Regions from separate parts of the Homo sapiens genome. Here regions 1, 3 and 4 are each linked to region 2. Evidence: chromatin contacts called from ENCODE Hi-C or POLR2A ChIA-PET data. All regions are on one chromosome and are shown on one strand. The core of a region is the stretch at or near the end of the contact, and the rest is flanking DNA. Distances in the headings are between cores, read along the strand shown. Region 1 overlaps LRIG2-DT (LRIG2 divergent transcript). Region 2 holds the start of PHTF1 (putative homeodomain transcription factor 1). Region 3 has its middle 160 kb from the start of TRIM33. Region 4 has its middle 68 kb from the start of LRIG2.

What was found. A loop is a pair of places that touch in the nucleus more often than their neighbours do. ChIA-PET counts read pairs that join two places held with the same protein, here RNA polymerase II (POLR2A). Pooled maps may share reads with other maps.
Region 1: POLR2A ChIA-PET joins it to region 2 with 26 read pairs in Panc1. The contact joins the enhancer-like site here to the promoter of PHTF1 in region 2. POLR2A ChIA-PET finds 5 or more read pairs at or near these places in 2 of 52 experiments (Caco-2 and Panc1).
Region 3: a pooled map shows a loop between it and region 2 (2.7-fold over the local background). The contact joins the enhancer-like site here to the promoter of PHTF1 in region 2. A Hi-C loop is called at or near these places in 2 of 50 pooled maps. POLR2A ChIA-PET finds 5 or more read pairs at or near these places in 3 of 52 experiments (WTC11, activated CD4-positive, alpha-beta T cell and activated T-cell).
Region 4: a loop to region 2 is called in a map of MCF 10A, with 14 times the contacts of the local background. The contact joins the enhancer-like site here to the promoter of PHTF1 in region 2. A Hi-C loop is called at or near these places in 4 of 168 maps with a recorded cell type or tissue (MCF 10A, chondrocyte, endothelial cell of umbilical vein and 1 more) and 12 of 50 pooled maps. POLR2A ChIA-PET finds 5 or more read pairs at or near these places in 6 of 52 experiments (AG04450, HepG2, K562 and 3 more).

Annotation. Positions count from the first base shown.
Region 1 is chr1:113,040,903-113,043,643 of GRCh38, forward strand. All of the region lies in intron 2 of LRIG2-DT (LRIG2 divergent transcript), which reads right to left. Among named protein-coding and RNA genes, the nearest start is that of LRIG2-DT, 31 kb to the right of the region's middle. RefSeq lists enhancers at 817-1,736, 1,765-2,059, 2,658-2,741 and a silencer at 1,920-1,969. Within about 2 kb of position 1,434, at least 12 of the 41 ENCODE cell types and tissues checked have a DNase peak (open chromatin) inside an H3K27ac peak, as active enhancers do.
Region 2 is chr1:113,758,111-113,761,040 of GRCh38, forward strand. PHTF1 (putative homeodomain transcription factor 1) reads right to left here and starts at 1,376. Exons shown (of 19, transcript NM_001323043.2): 1 at 913-1,376; 2 at 549-623. The coding sequence starts at 593. RefSeq lists silencers at 16-145, 779-1,098 and an enhancer at 1,249-1,828.
Region 3 is chr1:114,344,894-114,347,787 of GRCh38, forward strand. No RefSeq gene overlaps it. Among named protein-coding and RNA genes, the nearest start is that of TRIM33, 160 kb to the right of the region's middle. RefSeq lists an enhancer at 753-1,253. Within about 2 kb of position 1,363, at least 21 of the 41 ENCODE cell types and tissues checked have a DNase peak (open chromatin) inside an H3K27ac peak, as active enhancers do.
Region 4 is chr1:113,139,705-113,142,698 of GRCh38, forward strand. No RefSeq gene overlaps it. Among named protein-coding and RNA genes, the nearest start is that of LRIG2, 68 kb to the left of the region's middle. RefSeq lists a cis regulatory region at 822-1,722 and an enhancer at 1,102-1,271. Within about 2 kb of position 1,272, at least 9 of the 41 ENCODE cell types and tissues checked have a DNase peak (open chromatin) inside an H3K27ac peak, as active enhancers do.

The DNA of each region.
Region 1 (2,741 bases), core at 184-2,683, 720 kb before region 2:
CAGATCTTGGATAAATTCAAAAGCTAATAGACACCACACCTGAGGAATTAACAGAAGATGACTTGATGGAGATAAGTGCTTCCAAACCAGAGCCAGATGAAGAGGAAGAACATGTAGAAGCAGTAGTTCTAGAAAACAAATTGACATTAGACAATCTGGCAGAAGGGTTCTGATTATTCAAGGCTGCTTTTGACTTCTTTTACAACATGAGCCCTTCTGTGATATGGACACTAAAACTAAAGAAGGATTGGTACCATATATGGAGGCTGGGAAGTCCCAAGATCAAGCTGCCAAAGAGGGCTGGTTCCTCATAAATGATGCTTTCTAAATGTGTCTCACAGTCTCCCTCCAGCTCTGTTTTTTGAGACGGAGTCTTGCTCTGACGCCCAGGCTGGAGTGCAGTGTCGCGATCTCAGCTCACTGCAACCTCCGCCTCCTGTATTCAAGCGATTCTCTTGCCTCAGCCTCCTGAATACCTGGGACTACAGGCATGCGCCACCACGCCCAGCTAATTTTTTAATATTTTTCGTAGAGATGTGGTTTCACCATGTTTGCCAGGCTGGTCTAGAACTCCTGACCCAAAGTGATCTGCCTGCCTCAGTCTCCCAAAGTGCTGGGATTACAGGCGTGAGCCACCACGCCAGGCCCCCCAGCCTCTTTTATAAGGCCACTAATCCCATTCATGGGGGCTGTAGCCTTCTGACCTAATCAATTCCTAAAGTCCCCATCTCTTGATTGGTATCACATCAGGGACTAAATTCCAACAGATGAATTTGTGGGGACATCAACATTCAGACCATAGCAGCACTTCTGTCTGTCTTGTTATCTTCTGCTGCATAAACAGAAGGGAGTAGTGCCTTTAAATCAGCCCAAGCGCCTCTGGGTATCTTGAAGATAACCAGCTCTTTCCACAGGCCTTTGTGACTCTGGAGGTTCTCAGATCTGGAGGGTGCTAAGGAGGGGACAGGTCAGAAGCCTCTGGGCATGAGTTGTTGGACACAGCCAAGGTCAGAAGAATTCTTGATTTTTAAGTAGGTAGAGCATCCATCTCTGCTGGAGGGGAAAGGAGGGGCCTTCTGTGATTCTTCTGCCAGTTGGGATGAAAGAAACAGTCAATGGAGAACCAGCCTATTATCTGAGCTCAGCCCTCTCCAAACAATGCTCTTGTTGATACATTCTCTGCTTCTTTTTCAAGGGGAGGGAACAGCTGTAGGCTGATCTATGAAATCTTCTGGCCTGGAATTGGAAGGATCTGGCCTGACTCTTCTGGGGGAGGCCATCATATCAGGATGTTATCCAAGCAAGCCCCTGGCTCAGATCTATACATTCTATTTCACTGCATTTGTGTACAGCAGTGCTGCTCAAAATGTGGTCAGTCCTCCACTGGCATCATTAAAATACCTTAGGAGTGTTAAGAATGCAAATTCTTGGGCCCCGGGAATTCCTGGGTAAGGCCCAGGAAGCTGTGGTTTAACAAGCTCGCCAGGTGATTTTTATGTTATGCTAAACTATGAAAAGTACTGCTATGTGGGATTCTCTCTCTCTCTCACACACACATACACATACACGCACACCACACAGCTACCTAAAACTCCTGCAGCTGCTAATGCCACTTGGTCATTTTCCTGTGGTTTTCCTCAGCAGGGCCCTGGGATTTGTTTTTCTCCACTGTGGACCTTGTTCATTTCCTGCTGCTTCCAAGAGGTTGGGAGAGGAAAGAGAGCAGGAATGAAGGCGGGAGGGGGAAGGGGTTAGCTAAGGCAGTGTAGCTTTCAAGAATGAAAAGGAAAAAGCTTAGTGACAGTGTTCCTTTGTGAAGAATTCAGCTTTATGTTGATGGAGCTGCAAGTCATTAGCAACCCAGGCATATGGCCCGAGTTGACCGGGTCATTCTCCGGGGCCAGATCGCCCTCTGCTGCTGACTGATAAATAACACTCTGGGACTCGAACTGCCAAGGAAAAGAGGAAGAGTCTCTGGGGCTAGGGTGGGAGGGAAAGAGGACATGACTAAGGCTAAGAGATCACAAAGTCACCAGGCTGTAGAAGAATCTTGTTAAATTCCTGTGTGCAGGAAAGGAAGAAGTAGCCAAATGAGCGGGCGTTTCTAGGACTCATTCAAGAAACAGTAGGATTCACCCAAGATCTCCACTAGCTCCTGTGATCCTAGCTCCCAGCTTAATGAGGCTCTGCAACCATTCTCCCTTTTATTCCTCACCTTTACCTCACTTGGAACATAAAGGGTGTTTAAAATGGGAAGACAGGCTGGGTGTGGTAGCTCACGCTTGTAATCCCAGCACTTTGGGAGGCCCGGGCGGGTGGATCACCTGAGGTCAGGAGTTCCAGACCAGCCTGACCAACATGGTGAAACCCCGTCACTCCTAAAAATGCAAAAATTAGCCAGGCATGGTGGCGCACGCCTGTAATCCCAGCTTTTCGGGAGACTGAGGCAGGAGAATCGTCTGAACCTGGGAGGCAGAGGTTGCAGTGAGCCAAGATCGCACCATTGTACTCCAGCCTGGGCAACAAGAGCGGAACTCCGTCTCGGAAAAAAAAAATAATTAAAAATAAAATGGGAAGACAGCCACAAAAAAGAAAAAAATGACAAAGTTTTGGTGTCGAGGCATTTAGGGGCAATTAGGCTTTTCAGAGGTTTTTGTTTGTTTTTTTGTTTTTGTTTTTTAATCTCCTTGTCTCAGACTTTCTTTGTTTCTTTTGCCTCCATGAAAGCCCTGTGTCTTTCA
Region 2 (2,930 bases), core at 126-2,625:
TGGTGGTGGGCGCCTGTGATCCCAGCTACTCCAGAGGCTGAGCCCGGGAGGCGGAGCTTGCAGTGAGCCGAGGTCGCGCCATCGCCCTCCAGCCTGGGCAACAAGAGCGAAACTCCGTCTCAAAAAAAAAAAAAAAAAAAAAAAATCCACTTCTTAAGGAAAAGAGCACTAGAAAAACTAGAGAGGAATAAAAGATAAGGAACAGCTCAATAAGATTGTTGATAGTATCAATCTGAGCTGTGCACATACAGGTTTCATGTCTTTTTTGTTTTTAAGCAGTTTGATCAGAAGCAAACTTTCAAAGCATTGCGGTGGCATTGTGTATGCAGCCTGAAGGAGGTGGCTTGTAAACCTTATTCTGGGACCTGGAACCGGGTTTAAAAGACATAATGACCTTGTACATCTTTTTTTTTTTTTTTTCATTTATGTTGAAGTATACATGAACACCTGGCACTACTAAACTCGGGGGAAAGTAACATTATATTATTTGTGGGAGCTTTTTGCAGGAAGAATGCTTTACAAATAAAAAAAATATATATATGTATTACCTTCTTTTGGTACCACGATATAGCATCTCTCTCATTTGAGGCCATCTGTGTCTCCAGCCAGAGAATGGGATTTCACTGAAAATGAAGGAAAACCAATCGGTGAGTCCAGCTGCTGAAGGTTACTCTCCCAGTTTGGGTAGGACGCGAAAACCGCTTCTCTCAGCCTCTCCATGAGCTGCTCTTTCTCCAGCTGTTTGCCAGGGAAAACACAACAAACAAACAAAAAAAAACTGGCGCAGCGGCGACCGGAGAAGCCTCTGCAATATATCGGGCGAGCGTGTTCGTGGGTGCGGGGGAGGGGCAGGGGCCGCCGCTGGAGTCGCCCGGCACCCGCCTCCTTCGCTCGCCCGCGTCCGGCTCTCACCTAGTGCCCGTTGCCCCGCGGGCCGGCGCCCGGGACCTCCGTCCTCAGTGCCCGGGGTCCCACCGTGAGGCCGGGGGCGAGGCGGCGGGCCAGGCAGGCCGCATCTTCCCCTCCAGGCGGAGACGCCGGAGAGGCCGTTACCATGGAGACCGCGGAGGCCGCCCCAGCTTCGGAGGCAGCCGGCCGCCCAGCGCCCTGAGGGCGGCAAATCGATCGCCGGTCAGAGGCCGCCTACAGGGTCACGGACTGACCAGAAAATAAGCAGAGAATGAACTGGAAAATGAGGGGGATTAAAAGTGAAGGCCTCCAGTCGCCACGGCGACAGCAAAAGGCTTTGTGCCCAGCTGGAAAAGACAGGTGCAAAGGCCCCGGACCCCGAGAGCCCGGGAGCCCGGGAGGAGGAGGCGGCGGCAGCGGCGCTCGTCTTCTGCGGGCCGCGCCGGGATGCAGTGACTCAGCCGTCTGAGATCTGGGCTAGAGCCGCTCAGCCGACCACCGGGCAGCAGCCTTCGGCTTCCGCTTTCCGGCTTTCGCCGCCGAGGTGGCTCCGCCCCTGGCCCGGGGCCTTCCCGCCCAGCCTTGGTCCAGGCTCCGGGTCCGAGGGCCTGGGGAGTCGCGCGGCATATCGATGGCCAAGAGCAGCTCCCTCAGATCACCCTTCAGGCCTCAGCTTAAAAGTCACTTCCTCACAAACGACTCTCCCATCCAGCGGTCTAAAGGAGGTCGGTCCTGATACTCTAGTAGCTCACGTCTTTGTGGCACTCATTTTCGTGTTTCATGGCTTAATCTCTGTTCCCCAGTGGGCTGTGGGCTCCATGAGGTCAGAGACTGGGGCCTGGCACAAGCCTGGCACTTAGGTTCCCAATGTTTGTTGAGCGAACGAATCAATGTTTGCGTGAATTTACGCTGCCCTGGGAGGAAGGGCCAGGCTGCGGCTTAGTGACTCCCTTCCTCTCCCGCCCCTCAGCAGCTCTGGGTCTGGAGCTTTCTAGTGCTCAAAGGTGTAGGGGGAAAAGAGGAACAAGTATTGGGCAGTCACAGCTTTTTCCAAATTAGGGTAAAGTTAGGTGGCGGCAGGAACAGGTTAATTAGGGCCGATAGAGGTCAGGAGAAAGGAAAGAAAGGTTGAACCCTCAAGTGAATATTTAAGGATACGTTAAAAGGATTTTTAGGCTGCTTTTTTTTTTTTTTTTTTTTTGGCCATTAATGGAACACTGTCCCCTTACAGCCATTCTCCCCACCTTATTTGAAGCCGTGTTCTTGCTAGCCCACAGCGTGTAGCATCTGGGTCAGAGAAAGCTAATGACAGATGATAGCTTCACTTAAGAAAGCCTAAGAGGCGCTGTACTCAATGTTTTGCAGACATTATTTCTTCTTATCTATTGAGTGGGCACCAGGTGGAAGTTATCCCATTTCACGGATGAGGAAAATCGACTAAGCTAAAATAACTCCCACAGGACTAAGTTTTACAAATTACTTCACCCAGCCTGGGCGCAGTGGCTCACGCCTGCAATCTGGGCGCTTTGGGAGGCCTGAGGCGGAAATGTAGCTTGAGCACAGGAGTTTGAGACCAGCCTTAGCAACATGGCCAGACCCCGTCTCTTAAAAAAAAAAAATTAGCCGGGGGTGGTGGCGCGCACCTGTAGTCCCAGCTACTTCGAAGACTGAGGCAGGAGGATCGTCTGAGTCCACGAGTTCGAGGCTGTAGTGAGCTATGATTGCACCACTGCACTTCGGCCTAGGCAACAGAGACCTGTCTCAAATAAAGTAAAAATTATTTTACCCTTATTTTTATATTGCACACATTGGCAGTGGTTTCCTTCTGCTTTTGCTCCTTGACAGCTTTTCCTTTCCTTAGTGCTAAACATTACAATTCTGTTGAGCTTCAAGACAAATGGCCAACTTGAAAAAAGAGATAAATGACAAGTGAAAAACGTCGAATTTTGCACACGTAAATATTTAACCTCAATTACATTAATAGCAAAAGTACTTTACTTCACTGTTTGGCACACAGATTT
Region 3 (2,894 bases), core at 113-2,612, 590 kb after region 2:
TCTGACCCAGCACCCAGCAATGTCCCACAACTGGCGGCCCCATTAGTCTGGGCCTCCAAGCAAGCACAGCACAGAGCAGAGTGAGGCACATGGAATGTTTATAGGAAATAAACCACGACTGGTTTAACATGAGCCACTGGAATATGGGGGCTATTTATTAAGGCAGCATAACCTACCTATTTCAACTGACATCGAGAGCTGTGTAGTTTTGCACAAGTCTTTAACCTCTCTGATTACCAGTTTTCTCATGTAGAAAACAGAGAAAACAGTACTTAACTTGCTTGTTGTGAGAATTTATTAAATTTAGGCTGGGCGTGGTGGCTCACACCGTAATCCCAGCACTTTGGGAGGCCAAGGGGGGTGGATCACTTGAGGTCAGGAGTTAGAGACCAGCCTGGGCAACATGGCGAAACCCCATCTCTACAAAAAATACAAAAAAAAAAAAAATAGCCATGGGGCATGGGGGCACGTGCTTATAATCTCAGTTACTCAGGAGGCTGAGGCAAGAAAATCGCTTGAACCCAGGAGGTGGAGGCTGAGTGAGCCGAGATCGCGCCACTGCACTCCAGCCTGGGCAACAGAGTGAGACTCCGACTCAAAAACAAAAACAAAAACAAAAACAAAAAAGAGAGAGAGATAATTTATTGAATTTAAAGTGCCCAGTGTCTAGTAGACCGTAAATAAGAGCTTTTTAAATTAATAGTACAGCTTAGTATGAATTTTAATCCGGCTTAATTCAGAAATCAGCTGTCTTGTTTTCTTTTCTTTAATGTCTTAGGATTCCGCCTACTCTAAGGCAGGAAGGCACACGTGTATGCCCCTCACCTCCAGGGTGTTTAAAGACCCAGCTCTCCCCTGCCTGTAGTAATGGGGAACACATTTTTGGATGCCATAGAGTTGCGCTCGGGTTTTCTGGGCCATCAAGACCTATTGTGAAAGCAATAGGAGACCAGCGTTCTTGGTGGGAGGTTCTGGGGAAAGGACAGGGAGAGGGAATGGAGACAGATGTTGAGCTACTGGATGAGGCCTGTACAGGATGAGCCTGGGCCTCAGAGCAAGCACAACACAAAGCAGAGTGATGGACTGAGACGCTTGTGGGGAGTAAACCAGGGCTGGCGTACTGTGATTCTGACCCCTGGAAAGTTGCCTGCGAAGGGCACCGCATTGCCAGAAGAGCCAAGTGAGCCGATCAAGGGAAAGGCCTCTGCCAGGAGCCTTCCCCCGAGAGACCGCTTTTCCTCCCACCGCAGGGTCGGCTTGCATGACAGGCCTGCGCTCCGCTGGCTCCAGCGCCTCCGAAGTCACCTGCCCTGCAGTGGGGGCGCGCACCCAGACCCTCCCCTGGGATCCCATCCTCCCCTCCATCCCCCTTCCCTCCTGGCCCAGGGCCCCCGGGAGTGACGGCGAGAGGGGGAAAAGCTCTGGGAAAGGAGGGCCGGGCCAGCCCAGGGGAACACAGGGCCGTCTTCACCCTCCACGCCCTTCCTTCCTTCTCCACCTCCTTCTTCCAGATTCCTCTCCAGGCACTGATAGAATAGACCGAAAGAACGACGGGTTTGACTTGTTTAGCAAATGCTTTTGATACCCCTGAAACACAGAGAAACGTGTGCCTTGGCAGTAAGGGATTATTGCACGTTTTAACTTAGCAGGACTGAATCAGGCAGAAAGAAACCTAATCACCGGTCTCCAAAATCGGCCCAAACCTCTGGCGGCCGCGTCACTCGGCTCCACCAGTCTGTGCCGCCTGCAAGCGCCCCTAGCGGCCTCGCAGCCATCGCGCCTCAGCAGCGCCGTGGCGTCCTGTTCGGCAGTGTCCATTAGAGGGCGCCAGCGCGCCTCAGAAGAGGGACCGTGACGCTAGCCCTCGCGGGTGCAGCCCGGAATTGCAAGAAGGCTGCGGAAGGCTGTGCCAGCAACTTGCACGACAGCACCTTGCTTCTAGAGCATGAGTTTACCTGAACATGCAGCTCAGGGATTGTTTTCAGATTGAAACCATCGCACATTCCCTGTGGCAGGCAGCCCCTCTCCGAGGATAACAATCATGACGGTAATCATGGTCATGATCGTCTTTGCAATGGCCCCTTGCCCTGAGGGTCTTCTGGCCCAGGACCCTCCGGTCCTGGCTGCTCAGGACAGGTGATTACCTTTTGAGGGCCTGAGCTAGTATTCTCCCTCAGGTATTTGCAAAACTTTAATTCCAGTGTCTTGTAATTGTCTAGCTTTTGAAGATTCTCAGAACCATCTCATTAAGATCTCACAGAAATTGAGCTCTCCAACTCCAATCCCACAGCTTTTTGCCTCCCGAAATTTGCTGTGTGTGTGTGTGTGTGTGTGTGTGTGTGTGTGTGTGTGTCAGAGAGAGAGAGAGCACGCACCTCCCAAGTTCTTTGCTTACTGGCTCGCTGATACCTCGCAGACCAATATTCACACTGCCTTTCTTTGACACTTTCCTTACTAAACTGTACCAGCCACACAACATTTACACGCGGATGGGTATGGACAGCACCAGATCTCTTCCGGACAGCACCAGATCCCTTCCCCACAGCACCAGATCCCTTCCCCACAGCACCAGATCCCTTCCCCACAGCACTGGGGTCCCAGCAGATGTAGGACTAGGCTTGATGGCAAGCACTTCAGACCAGCGTCTGGAGATGTATGTTCTGGGCCTGGGCCTGCCACCACCTATGAAACCCTAGGCAGGGCACTAGCCCTGGGTGCCTCCCCTGAGGAGGCGACTGACCATATCTCTGAGGTTTCGTGAAGCTCTAATGCTTCTGGACTGTGATTGTACAGAAAGCAGAAGGGCCATTGCCAAGAAGAAGGCATCATGTGCTGTGTTGGGTGTGAGCATTGCCGTGGACGGGCAACCCCTGGGCACTGAGCTTCCACCCAAA
Region 4 (2,994 bases), core at 22-2,521, 620 kb before region 2:
TACTCTGCTGTTCCTGATACTGTTCAAGCTGGGGCACTGAAGATCTGGAACCATGTAGCTTGGATTTTCTTCAGACCAAAATACCTCGATGCTCATTTTTTTTTCTTTTTTTTTTTTTTTTTTGAGACAGAGTCTCACTCTGATGCCCAGGCTGGAGTGCAGTGGTGCGATCTTGGCTCACTGTAGCTTCTGCCTCCCGGGTTCAAGTGATTCTCGTGCCTCACCCTCCCAAGTAGCTGGGATTACAGGCACCTGTCACCACATCCGGCTCATTTTTGTATTTTTAGTAGACAGACGGAGTTTTGCCATGTTGGCCAGGCTAGTTTTGAGCTCCTGACCTCAGGTGATCTGCCCGCTTTGGCCTACCAAAGTGCTGGGATTACAGGCGTTGAGCCACCATGCCCGGCCTTGATGCTCATTTTGAACTATCAACTTACCTTCGATGCCTTTGTAGACTCATCCAACTACTTCCCAATAAATGGTCCAGGATTAATGGGTATTCATGTTCAGTGTAGGGCATCTAATTCCAGAAATGTAAGCCAAATTAGCAAACTCTCCTAAAAAGGACATCCTATCTTCTGCTGAGCTGTCTTCCCAAGCTAGCCAACGTGTCTGAATTTGGGCATGAAAGAAGAGGAGCAGATGGGCTGGGGTCTGACATGCAGGGCAAACTGGAGGGTTTTCTTGGCATATTTGTTCTTCAAATCTAGACTTTAGAATATGTGAGAAACAGTGACATTCTCACATTGGTCCCAAGCCATGGAGGAAATCCTGCCCCATTGAGAAGTGGAGACATTTCAGCCCTTGCATATCTCATCAGCAAACCACAGGGTTGGTGAAGGGACTGATGGAGTCCTTTTAAAGGTCTTGTGCCATTTTCTTGCCTTTTTATCTTTTTGTTCAAAGATAACTCTTGTTTTGTTTTCTATCTTGAGGCAAAATTGAAAACTTGGCCTACACATTGGTTTGGGCTAGAACTGGCCTCTAGGTGGCGATTCAGTACAGAGAATGGTGGTGGCTGGCGTCACCTCGAGCCACCATTTCTCAGAGATACCATTATATAAGGGGATTCATGAGAAATCGGGCATCACAATAGAGGGACAGCTTGGCCTTTGTCACTTTTCAAGCTGGGATCCTGAAGAGGTTGGGGTGCATGGGGAGCAGCGAAAGCACCTAGTCTCAAGCAACATAACACGAGTTTAAGGCCCCCACTAGGACGGAGTCCAGAGTAGTCTGGCAACGGTTGCAAGGTTTGGACTTGGCCTGCTAGGAGAGTGAGCCCTGAGCTTCAGGCTTGGTTCCCTCACTCCTGTGAGGCCTCACTCAGGCTCACAGCCCCTGATGGAGCACTCAGCTTGGCGGCTGCCTGCCCGAGGTCTCCAGAAAAGGCAGCCAGCTCCTAGTTGAAGTCCTCCCACTTTACTTCCCCTTCCTTCCCCCTGCCACTCCCTCTCTTCTCCTTCACCCCTCCTTCCCTTCTGCCTCCCGTTCCCTCTGCTTCCTCCTTCTTCCCCCTCTTCCCCACCTCCTCACACACCCCATTCTCACCTTCTGCTATTTACAAAGCCCTTTCCCCTGTATGATCTCATTTGCTGCTCACAGACTCCTAGGGAAGAGGGACAGGTTGAGCCCTCCCTCACTCCCTGGCACACTTTGAGGACACAGTGCGGAAGTGCTTATAAAGATCCCGTTATCTGACTGTCACCACCAGCAAATAGTGAGTACCTTAGGGCAACTATTGAATTCAAATTAGTGCATGTTGCTTGGCATGGAGGAGGTCTCAAAATTATTTACTGAATGAATAAATATTTATAGTTGCAAAGAACTGAATCAAGGGACAGTAGGTGGTAGAGTCCATTCTAGAAGTTAGGCTTCATACTTGTAGGACCTACGACATTGCTGCACTAGGTACTAAATATGTCACCATTTTCTAGTAAAAAATACAGTATGTAAGTGCATAAAGGGACCCATGCAGAACTGTTTGCATATCTGGCTCTCAACCACATGAAACTACTCTGGCACCAGTCTGCTGTCTGTCAGGGGACACTAGGAGCTGTGGGTGGATCTAGGGGAGCAGCTGGCCTTTCTGAGGCCTTCCTTAAAGTATGGGATAGACACTGGGCCCCTCAGCTATCAAAACCCTTCTGTCTTTAGCTGATCTAACATATTGAGATAAAAAGCACCACCCAGTTATTACTCATCCCACTCCATTCCAATCCATGAATCAGCACTTTTTGTTTTTTGCTTAAATGTACATATTTCAGGCAGTTTAGGACTCTGCGATGAGACTATATAGGTTCAAATCCTAGCTCTACCACTTCCTAGCTGTTGAGGCTTGGGTAGGTCATTTAACCTCTTTGTGCCTCTATTTCTCATCTTTTAAATGATAAGAGTATTTAACTCATAACATTACTGTGGGGATTTAGAGAGTTAATATATAGAAAACAATGAGAACAATGCCTGGCAATAAGTCAGAGCTAGGAAGTGTTCACCCAATCTCTCGTTACGGTTTCCTGGGTTTGAGAATTGGTTTGTGTTCAACTGATGGAGGCACTTCATGATTTTGTAGAATTCCCTGGAATGCTCTCATTTTAGCTGTGAGGTTTCAACATTTTCCCACTCAGTTACAGCTTTCTTGAGGCCTAAAGAAGACAGGAAGCAACTTGAAGTGTATTTTTCTGCTAATGAGGGCTGTGGCATTTGTTTCATATACAGCATCCCCAGGTGGCTCCAGACAGAATTCAAGGGCTTTTTTCTCTACGGCAGTGCTTACCACTTAACACACAGTAGGTATTAAATAAATGCTTGTGCCAGAAAGAGAGGAAGGAAGATGCAGTACAGAGGAAAACATTAATTAGTACATAGTAGTTTACACGGACAAGGTCCCAATGGGGTATACACTTGTTCCCTAAGATCTACTGACTAAGCATGAACATCACCAAGGAAATGCGATCAACTCAGAGGAGAAGGAGGGGGAGGAGAAGAGAGAAGAAA